3 separate regions of the Homo sapiens genome follow, and regions 1 and 2 are each linked to region 3. A link is a contact called in ENCODE Hi-C or POLR2A ChIA-PET data. All regions are on one chromosome and are shown on one strand. Each heading gives the region's core, a stretch centred on a gene start or an enhancer-like site at or near the end of the contact. The rest is flanking DNA. Distances are from core to core; before and after follow the strand shown. Region 1 overlaps POFUT1 (protein O-fucosyltransferase 1). Region 2 has its middle 18 kb from the start of HCK. Region 3 overlaps TM9SF4 (transmembrane 9 superfamily member 4).

Region 1 (2,700 bases), core at 53-2,552, 72 kb after region 3:
ATGGGTATATAAATTATTAAATTATTTTCTGTATTTGCCTGGATGGTTTGAAATATTTCATAGTTTTTATTTGAAATTTTCATTGAGGTCATTGTACATTTACATGCAGTTGTAAGAAATAAGACAGCAACCTCCCATGTACCCTTTACCCAATTTCCCCCAATGGTAACATTTTGCAAAACTATAGTACAGTATCACAACCAGGATATTGACATTGATACAATTTACCCATCTTACTCAGTTTTCTTGTACTTACTTCTGAGTGTGTGAGTGCATGCCTGTGTGTGTGTGTGTGTGTGTGTGTGTATTTCTGTGCAGTTTTATCGTGTGTGGGTTTATGTATCCACTACTATAGTTAATACACTGAACAGTTCCATTATCACAAGGATCCTTGTGTTGCCAGTTTATAACCACACCCACCTCCCTAAACATATACACCCCATTCCTAACCTCTGCCAACTACTAATCTCTTCTCCATGCTATTGTTTTAAAATGTTTATATAAATGGAACCATACAATACATAACCTTTGAGATTGCCCACCCTCCCTGACCCAAGGATAATTCCCTTGACATCATCCAAATTGTTGCCTGTATTGATACTGTGTTCCTTTTTTTGGTGGGGTTCATATTCCATGATACAGAGGTACAGCAGTTTGTTTAACTGTTTACTTGTGAGTGACGTCTGGGTTGTTTCCAGTTGGGGGCTATTTTATGAATAAAGCTGCAAGGGACATTGGTGTATAGGCTTGTGTGAACATAAGTTTTCATTTTTCTTGAATAAATGCCTAAGAGTACAATTGCTGGGTCATGTAACTGCATGCCTAACTGCCAAACTGTTTTCCAGAATGGCTGTTCCCATTTCATACTTTTAAGGAAAGGATTTTGGCTGGCAGAAGGCACTTCCCCCCTCCAGCTGGAGGGAAGAAGTATACAGAGATCTAGAACTTGAAAGTGCATTGTGAACATGGAACAGCAAGGGGTTTCGTGCTGCTGAGAGGTAGTCTGGGTTTAGCTGAAGAGGGAACACAGGTTTGCTCCTCATTTGTTCAGTCAAGAAGTATTGACCGGGCGCGGTGGCCCACACCTGTAATCCCAACACTGGGAGGCCTAAGTAGGCAGATCACTTGAGTCCAGGAGTTCGAGACCAGCCTGGGCAACATGGCGAAACCCCGTCTCTACAAAAAAAATGTAAAAAATTAGCTGGGCCTGGTGGCACTTATCTGTAGTCCCAGCTACTCAGGAGGCTGAGATGGGAAGGTCTTGCCTTGAGCCTGGAGGCGGAGATTGCAGTGAGCCGAGATCACGCCACTGCCCTCCAGCCTGGGTGACACCTGGGTGACAGCAAGATCCTATCTCAAAAAAGAAAAAGAAAAGAAAAATATTTACCAAGCTCTTGGGTGTGCCAGACACTATTCTGCGCATACTGGAGCACTGCCTTCCCACAGCAAGGACAGAGGTGAAATAATTATGAGATGGACTGTGTATGAGGGGGAAGCAGGGGCTTGGGAGGGCATGATAGGGGCACCTGCAGACCCCTGCTCCCTTCCATAGCGCAGGGACTATGCCTGTCTTGTTTTCCTCCAGGTCCCAATACATAGTAGGCAATCAATAAATGTTTTTTAAATGTTGAATGAATGATTCAAATCCAGTATACATAGTCCCTGTGAGTGTGACCTGGCCGTTGCTTCTGTAAGCAGCTGCATGTCCCAGTCCTGCCATGTAGGTAAAAGGGCAAAGGCTTGGTCCAGACACCCCACCCTGGAATGAATTACTGCACCGCAGATTGGAAGCCAGTGTGACATATAAAAGGTTGGAATGCTCTCCTGTAAAGTTTTAATTGTTCGACAAGCAAAGAGGGTTGTAAATTCCATGTGGCGGGACAGTATTGCATATTGTGCCTGTTGCCGCCGCCACCAAGGTTCCTTATCAGCCCGTTGGTATTTCACAACCTCTCGTGTTTCTTGCGTGTTGCAGGGGCCCCTCCGCAGGGTCTCTGGGGCATGGTGCAACACCATCCTTTTTCCCGTGGGGGTGGCAGCCAGGCTCTCTGTGCGTCCTCTGACTTCCCTCATTCCATCTCCTGTCTAGATTTTCTCCAAAGGAACATCCGGTGCTTGCCCTGCCAGGAGCCCCAGCCCAGTTCCCCGTCCTAGAGGAACACAGGCCACTACAGAAGTACATGGTATGGTCAGACGAAATGGTGAAGACGGGAGAGGCCCAGATTCATGCCCACCTTGTCCGGCCCTATGTGGGCATTCATCTGCGCATTGGCTCTGACTGGGTAACTTCCCCCTTCCTCTCTCACTGGCTAACTTGGATGTGTCCCTGAGCATGGCCCTGGCCTGTAGGGATCGGCCCCGCGTCCCAGCCAGAGCAGAGATCTCTCACTTGTTCTGGTTCGTGGGATTGTGTCCCATCATCCCACTGCAGCACATATCAAAATGTAACTCCAGAGTGCCTGCCAGCCAGGTCTCACTTTAGCAGCAGCTGTTTTTATCCTCATTTTACAGATGGATAAACTGAGAGATCAAGCCAGACCCCAGGTCAGGCAGCAAGCCATAAAGAGGCCACAGTCCAGGAGTCCCCTGTCCTAGCTCAGTGTCTGGCTGGTAGACTCCGTGTTGAAAAACTGACTGTGGAGATGAGGCATGGCTCCCAAGAAATGAAGATGTCATCCTAACAGAATTTGGAGGCTGTTT
Region 2 (2,969 bases), core at 212-2,711, 120 kb before region 3:
CAGGTTGCTTCCAACTCCCTCTTACCACAAACAACACTGTGATTGATGAACATTTTTGTACATGAAACTTATGGGCCTATGTGAGCATTTCTTTGGGCTCTAAATCCAAGAGTGGAATTACTAGATCACAGGGCAGGTTTTGAATTTCATTAACTTCTTCCAGAATGGCTTTCACCAACGGTGAGTGAAGGATGCTGTTTCCCGACATCTTCATCAGATTTTTCATCATCTGATTTTGTAACTTTGCATTCAGTGTGGGTGTAAGGTGGCAAGTTGTTTTAATTTGCATTTCTCTGTTAATCCTGAAATTTATAACTTCCTTCTATACTAGTCAGCCATTTGAGCTTTCCTTTCTGTGACTTCCTTGTTCATATCTTTTGTTCATTTCCTACTGGGCTTCCTGTCTTTTTCTCATTGATTTGCAAGAGTAGTTTATAAATTTTAGATATTAATCCCTTTTGGATGTTGATGTTCCAGGTATATTCACCTAATATATTTGCCTTCTGTCAAGTTTATCTGTGACAGTACTCAAACTTCAGCAGGCATCAGAATGTCCTGGAAGGCTTGCTAAAACACAGATGTCTGAGCCCCACTCCTAGAGATTCTCCATAAGAGAAGGGGAAGGGCCTGAAAATTTGCTTTTTCTTTTTTGGGGGGACAGAGTCTTGCTCTGTCACCCAGGCTGGTGTGCAGTGACGCAATCTCAGCTCACTGCAACCTCTGTGCCTCAGCCTGCTGAGTAGCTGGGATTACAGGCATGCGCCACCATGCCTGTCTAATTTTTGTATTTTTAGTAGAGATTGGGTTTCACCATGTTGGCCAGGCTGGTCTCAAACTCCTGACCTCAGGTATCTGCCCTCCTCGGCCATCCAAAGTGCTGGGATTACAGGCATGAGCCATCGTGCCTGGCCAATAATTTGCATTTCTAACAAGTACCCAGGTGATGCTGATGGTCCAGGGACCGCTCTGAGAACAACTGATTTGTGATGGCTTCCATTGGGCAAACTTGTTCTATTGAGCAAATTCCTTAATTTTGAGGTTGTCGATTTTATTTATTTTCATTTTCTGGATGAAGGAACTGGAGTTCAAGAGGTGAAGTGAATACCCCAAGGTCACACAGTGAGCTGGGCTTTGGACTCATGTCTGGCTAACCCAGAGCCCATGTCCCTAGCCTCTCTACTGTCCTGTCTCTGAGACTTTGGGATGTAGTGGCCGTAGCCTGAGGCATTCCGACCTGAGGCTACAGGGAGCCTTAGTAAGTTCCTGAGCAAGGCAGCCGGAGAGGGAACAGTTGGTTGGGTAGGGACAGGGGCCAAAGATATAGGAGTCTCTCTTAAAGGCCTTGGGGCTTTCCAAGAAAAGCTCAAAAACTGCCGAAAATCCTAGCCACAGCACAGTGACAGGGCTGCTGAGAGGCACTGGGACAGACAGTTCTTACCCCACAGCTCCAGGGATGGGGTAATTTCCCTCACACCCCAAGGAAGTCCCCACCCGCTCCGGAACTACCCTCTTACCAAAGCCATGTAACCCCTTAGTTCCTGGGGTCCAAAGGGCACTGTCTGGGGCAACCCAGGCACTGAGTCTGGAGACTCTGGCCACACTTCCTCCTGTAGCATCCAGAGACCCTGCCAGGAATTGCTTCCCTTGTTGGTTCAGTTCCTGACATCACAAGAGGGGAAAACCCCCTAGGGGTGGGATAGCTGGTTCCCAAGGACTTCTAGGGGTAGTGCAAGTATGGAACTTCCCCACCAGCTGGATCCCCTGGGGACGGTCTTGGCCCAAACGTGAGTGGTAAAATTGTCTCCAGCTGCCGTAGATGGACGCCTCTCCCAAGGTGGGGCCCTGAAACTTCCTACCCACTCCCCACTTCCACTGGCAGCTCCCAGCAGTCCTTCCCAACTATGTGCTCAGGAGCAGGAGTCCTGGGGCCACTGTCATTCAGCCGCCAAGCATTTAGAGGGCACTTGCTCTGTGCCAGGCATTGCACAAGACACTAGAGGGAGATACAGCACAGTCTGCCCACTGAGGGGCACACTGATGGGGAAAACAGTTCCCAGATAATCATAGCACAAAGTTCTCAATTGTAAAGTCAAAGAGTGAGACACCAGCTCTTTCTGGGGAAGCTGGAAAAGGTTTCACAGGGGAGGTGAGCCATGAGCGAGAGCTTGAAGGACAAGGTTTTTGGTGGGTGAACAATAGAAGAGAGAGCCCTCCAGATGGGGACCCAGCACAAGCAAAGGCAGGGGAGCTTGAAGGAGCATGGCGTGCTCTAGGACTGGCAACCGGTTAGCACTCGTGCAGCACTTAGGCTCCCTGGCCAGAGGGTCGGAGGGTTTTTAATCCGAGCTCTGCCATCTGCTTGTTCGGTGACCTTGGGAAAGCCCCTAAAATGTCCCTGGGTCTTGGTTTCCTCATCTGTAAAGTGGGGTTGATAATAGCCTCACCCTCGTAGATCCCATAGATTGTCATGAGTCTTAAGATATTTCACGTAAAAGTATATGTAGAAAGTGCTCAATTAGTGACCATTGTGATAGCTGGAGGAACACGGAGTGTGTGAGGTGGGGGACGAGGTGGGTGGGTAGGAGTTGCAGGAGAGGAAACCAGAGAAGTGGATAGATTAGAAGCCCTTGAAGGGCAGGCTAGGAAGCATAGGCAATGGGAGGCTATCTAATGTTTGTTGTTGTTATTGTTGTTTTTGTTATCGTTGTTTGAGGCGGGTTCTCACTCTGTCACCCAGCTGGAGTGCAGTGGAACAATCAAAGCTCACTGCAGCCTCCAGCTCCTGGGCTCAAGCCATTCTCAGCCTTCAAAGTAGCAGAATTACAGGTGTGCGCCACCAGGCCTGGCTATTTCTAAATTTTTTTTGTAGAGACGTGCTCTCTTTATGTTGCCCAGGATGGTCTTGAACTCCTGAGCTCAAGGGATCCACCCGCCTGAGCCTCCCAAAGTGCTGAGATTACAGGCGTGAA
Region 3 (2,859 bases), core at 266-2,765:
ATCCCTGTGCCTATACCCCACCCAAGAGATTCTGACTGGCAAGAATACACTGCAGTAGGTCAGGAGCATGGGCTCTGGGGTCAGACTGCCTGCGTTTATACCTCTGCTGTACCTTCAGGAGGCTGGGTGACGTGGAGGTGGTGAGGGGTTGTCTTTAACATCGCCAGGCCTCAGTGTCCTCATTAAAAGGAATAATGGTAGACTTTCCTTCCAGACTTGCGTGAGGATTAGGTGAGACAAGGTACATAGGAACCCAGCATCTGCCACCCCAAGACTCAGAGCTTCACCATCCTTCTAGGCAGTTTGGGTTGGGGCCCAGACATACGTGTTTTGTTAAAGTTGTTTTTTAGGGTTTTTGTGTGTGTGTGAGACAGAGTCTTGCTCTATTACCCAGGCTGGAGTGCAGTGGCATGACTCGGCTCACTGCAACCTCTGCCTCCCGGGCTCAAGCAATCCATCTGTTTCAGCCTCCCAAGTAGCTGGGACCACAGGTGCGTACTACCACGCCTGGCTAATTTTTTGTAAAGACAGGGTTTCACCATGTTGCCCAGGCTGGTCTCAAACACCTGAGCTCAAGCGATTCTGGAGGTAATTTTTCTCCCCCTCAAAAAAAAAATTTTTTTACATATGTATATATTGGGTAGTTAACGTGTTCTTTTTTTCTTTTTTTTGAGACGGAATCTCGCTCTGTCGCGCAGGCTGGAGTGCAGTGGCACGATCTCTGCTCACTGCAACCTTTGCCTCCCGGGTTCAAGCAATTCTCCAGCCTCAGCCTCCCGAGTAGCTGAGACTACAGGCATGAGCCACCACACCGGCTATTTTTTGTATTTTTAGTAGAGACGGAGTTTCGCCATGTGGGCCAGGCTGGTCTCAAACTCCTGACCTCAGGTGATCCACCTACCTCGGCCTCCCAAAGTGCTGGGATTGCAGGCATGAGCCACCACGCCTGGCCAGAGTAGTTACCGTGTTCTCAGTGATGAGAGTACATCAGAGAACAAGGTAGACACACTCCTCCCAAGGAGCTCACAGTCTTTTGGGGATAGGCGGATATTGATCAGGTAGCCAAAATATGTAATTACGAACTGGGATGAGAGCAAGAAGGGGCAGTATTAGGGACCTGAGAGGGCATAGAACAGAGTCCTGCTCAGTCTGAGGGTCAGGGAATACTTTCTGGAAGGAATGATGCTTGAGCAGAGTCTGAAAGACAAGGAGGGCTTAAGAGCTTCTGGTCTGGGGGCCCCACCGGGACAGGTAGGGGAGGTCCCTGGATGCTGCTCCTCAACCCGGCCCCTCTTGCTCCAGACGGCAACTCTGTACCCTGGTGTGGTTTTTGGCATCTGCTTCGTATTGAATTGCTTCATTTGGGGAAAGCACTCATCAGGAGCGGTAAGTGCCTCCCCTACCCTTCCAGCCCCTCCCCAGCAAGCGAGGACCAGTTGCACTCAGCCCTACTCCCAAAAGCCACTTCCTGCCATTCCCTTCCCTTTTCTGAGTCCCCAGAGTTACGTTCCCAGCCATGAGGGCAGAGGGCCAGCTGGGGTTTCCCCAGCCCTGCCCTTGGTGTGTCATGCCCTGGCCCTGGCCTTCCTGTGAGATCTTTCAGTCAACTGACCCAAGCCCACTTCTCTAAAGGGAGGTTTCCACAGTCCAGCGGCCAACTGGGGAATTTCCCTTTGTCTTAACCAAGAGTGAGCTGCCCAGTGTGAGTTTATTAGGTCATTATCCCAAAGCAAGCCTGTCCTCCTCAGTGTCCCTGCCCCTCAGCACCAGCCCCTGCAGGTGGAGGAGAGAGGAAAGGAAGGATCAGGTTGTATTACCCTTAGAGCTGGGAATCCTGCCAGCCCCAGTCCAGTGTGTTACTAGCAGCTGTCCAAGACTCACTGAGGAGGATTTTGAACTCAGTTGTGGGGAGGGGGAGTGGGGTCTTGGTCAATTAGCAGGACTGCAGTTGAGATGTGGCAGGCATTTTGCTATCCTAGCCTTAGCACGTAGAGCCCTCTGCCCTCCACCTGGGGGTGGCGGTAAAGGTCCTTGCATGAGGCTTCACGTCCAGGCTTACAGAGGAGGGGTTTCTTTCCCAGCAACTTAGGAAGCCACCCTCAAGACACAGTCATGCCCTTCCTCTCACTTCACCTTTTTTATCCCTGTGTTCCTTCTCCCTTTGAGCATTTTCCTCCCAGTTACCAGCTGCTCATTATAAACATTCACTGTAGAAATTTTGGAAAGTGCAGAGAAGTTAAAGAAGAAATTTAAAATAACCCCAAATCTGCTCACCCAGAGATAAATACAATGTAGGTCTTTAATATATGTTGTCTTTTTTCCTTTTTATAGATATACTTACAAAAGAATTACATAATTTAAAATTTATAAAATAACAGCAAACATTTATATGATGCTTGCTTTGTAGTAATACTGTTCTAAACACTTTATATATATATTTCTTTTTATGTGATTCTTGTAAAAAGTAAGTGTAGAGAAGAGGATAAAGAAGAAAATGAAAAATCAGTTCTAATCCCCCATATCCCATCTAAGGAAGTATTGTTAGCTCTTTGGTATAGGCCTTTCCAGGCACAAATATAAATAGATACAGTTGTCCCTTGGTATTCATAGGGGATTGGTTCCAGGACCCCTGAAGATACCAAAATTCAAGGATGCTCGAGTCCCATATATAAAGTGGCATAGTGTTTACGTACACACATCCTGTATATTCTGACTCTTCTCTAGATTACTTAAAATACCTAATACAATGTAAATGCTATGTAAATAGTTGTTATACTATATTGTTTTTTAATTTGTATTGTTGTATTTTTTGTTTGTTTGTTTTGAGACAGGGTCTCACTCTGTTGCTCAGGCTGGAGT

Evidence for each region. A loop is a pair of places that touch in the nucleus more often than their neighbours do. ChIA-PET counts read pairs that join two places held with the same protein, here RNA polymerase II (POLR2A). Pooled maps may share reads with other maps.
Region 1: a map of right lobe of liver shows a loop between it and region 3 (1.9-fold over the local background). The contact joins two enhancer-like sites. A Hi-C loop is called at or near these places in 2 of 168 maps with a recorded cell type or tissue (HCT116 and right lobe of liver) and 2 of 50 pooled maps. POLR2A ChIA-PET finds 5 or more read pairs at or near these places in 2 of 52 experiments (H1 and activated CD8-positive, alpha-beta memory T cell).
Region 2: a loop to region 3 is called in a pooled map, with 2.9 times the contacts of the local background. The contact joins two enhancer-like sites. A Hi-C loop is called at or near these places in 3 of 50 pooled maps. POLR2A ChIA-PET finds 5 or more read pairs at or near these places in 4 of 52 experiments (H1, IMR-90, WTC11 and 1 more).

Annotation. Positions count from the first base shown.
Region 1 is chr20:32,226,174-32,228,873 of GRCh38, forward strand. It overlaps POFUT1 (protein O-fucosyltransferase 1), which reads left to right. Exons shown (of 7, transcript NM_015352.2): 5 at 2,090-2,282. LOC124904884 (a long non-coding RNA gene) reads right to left here. Exons shown (of 2, transcript XR_007067560.1): 2 at 1-2,700. Among named protein-coding and RNA genes, the nearest start is that of MIR1825, 10 kb to the right of the region's middle. Within about 2 kb of position 1,303, at least 6 of the 41 ENCODE cell types and tissues checked have a DNase peak (open chromatin) inside an H3K27ac peak, as active enhancers do; they include right lobe of liver, where a contact is called at or near this core.
Region 2 is chr20:32,033,235-32,036,203 of GRCh38, forward strand. No RefSeq gene overlaps it. Among named protein-coding and RNA genes, the nearest start is that of HCK, 18 kb to the right of the region's middle. RefSeq lists an enhancer at 1,919-2,098. Within about 2 kb of position 1,462, at least 5 of the 41 ENCODE cell types and tissues checked have a DNase peak (open chromatin) inside an H3K27ac peak, as active enhancers do.
Region 3 is chr20:32,153,801-32,156,659 of GRCh38, forward strand. It overlaps TM9SF4 (transmembrane 9 superfamily member 4), which reads left to right. Exons shown (of 18, transcript NM_014742.4): 13 at 1,303-1,386. Among named protein-coding and RNA genes, the nearest start is that of TM9SF4, 46 kb to the left of the region's middle. Within about 2 kb of position 1,516, at least 20 of the 41 ENCODE cell types and tissues checked have a DNase peak (open chromatin) inside an H3K27ac peak, as active enhancers do; they include right lobe of liver, where a contact is called at or near this core.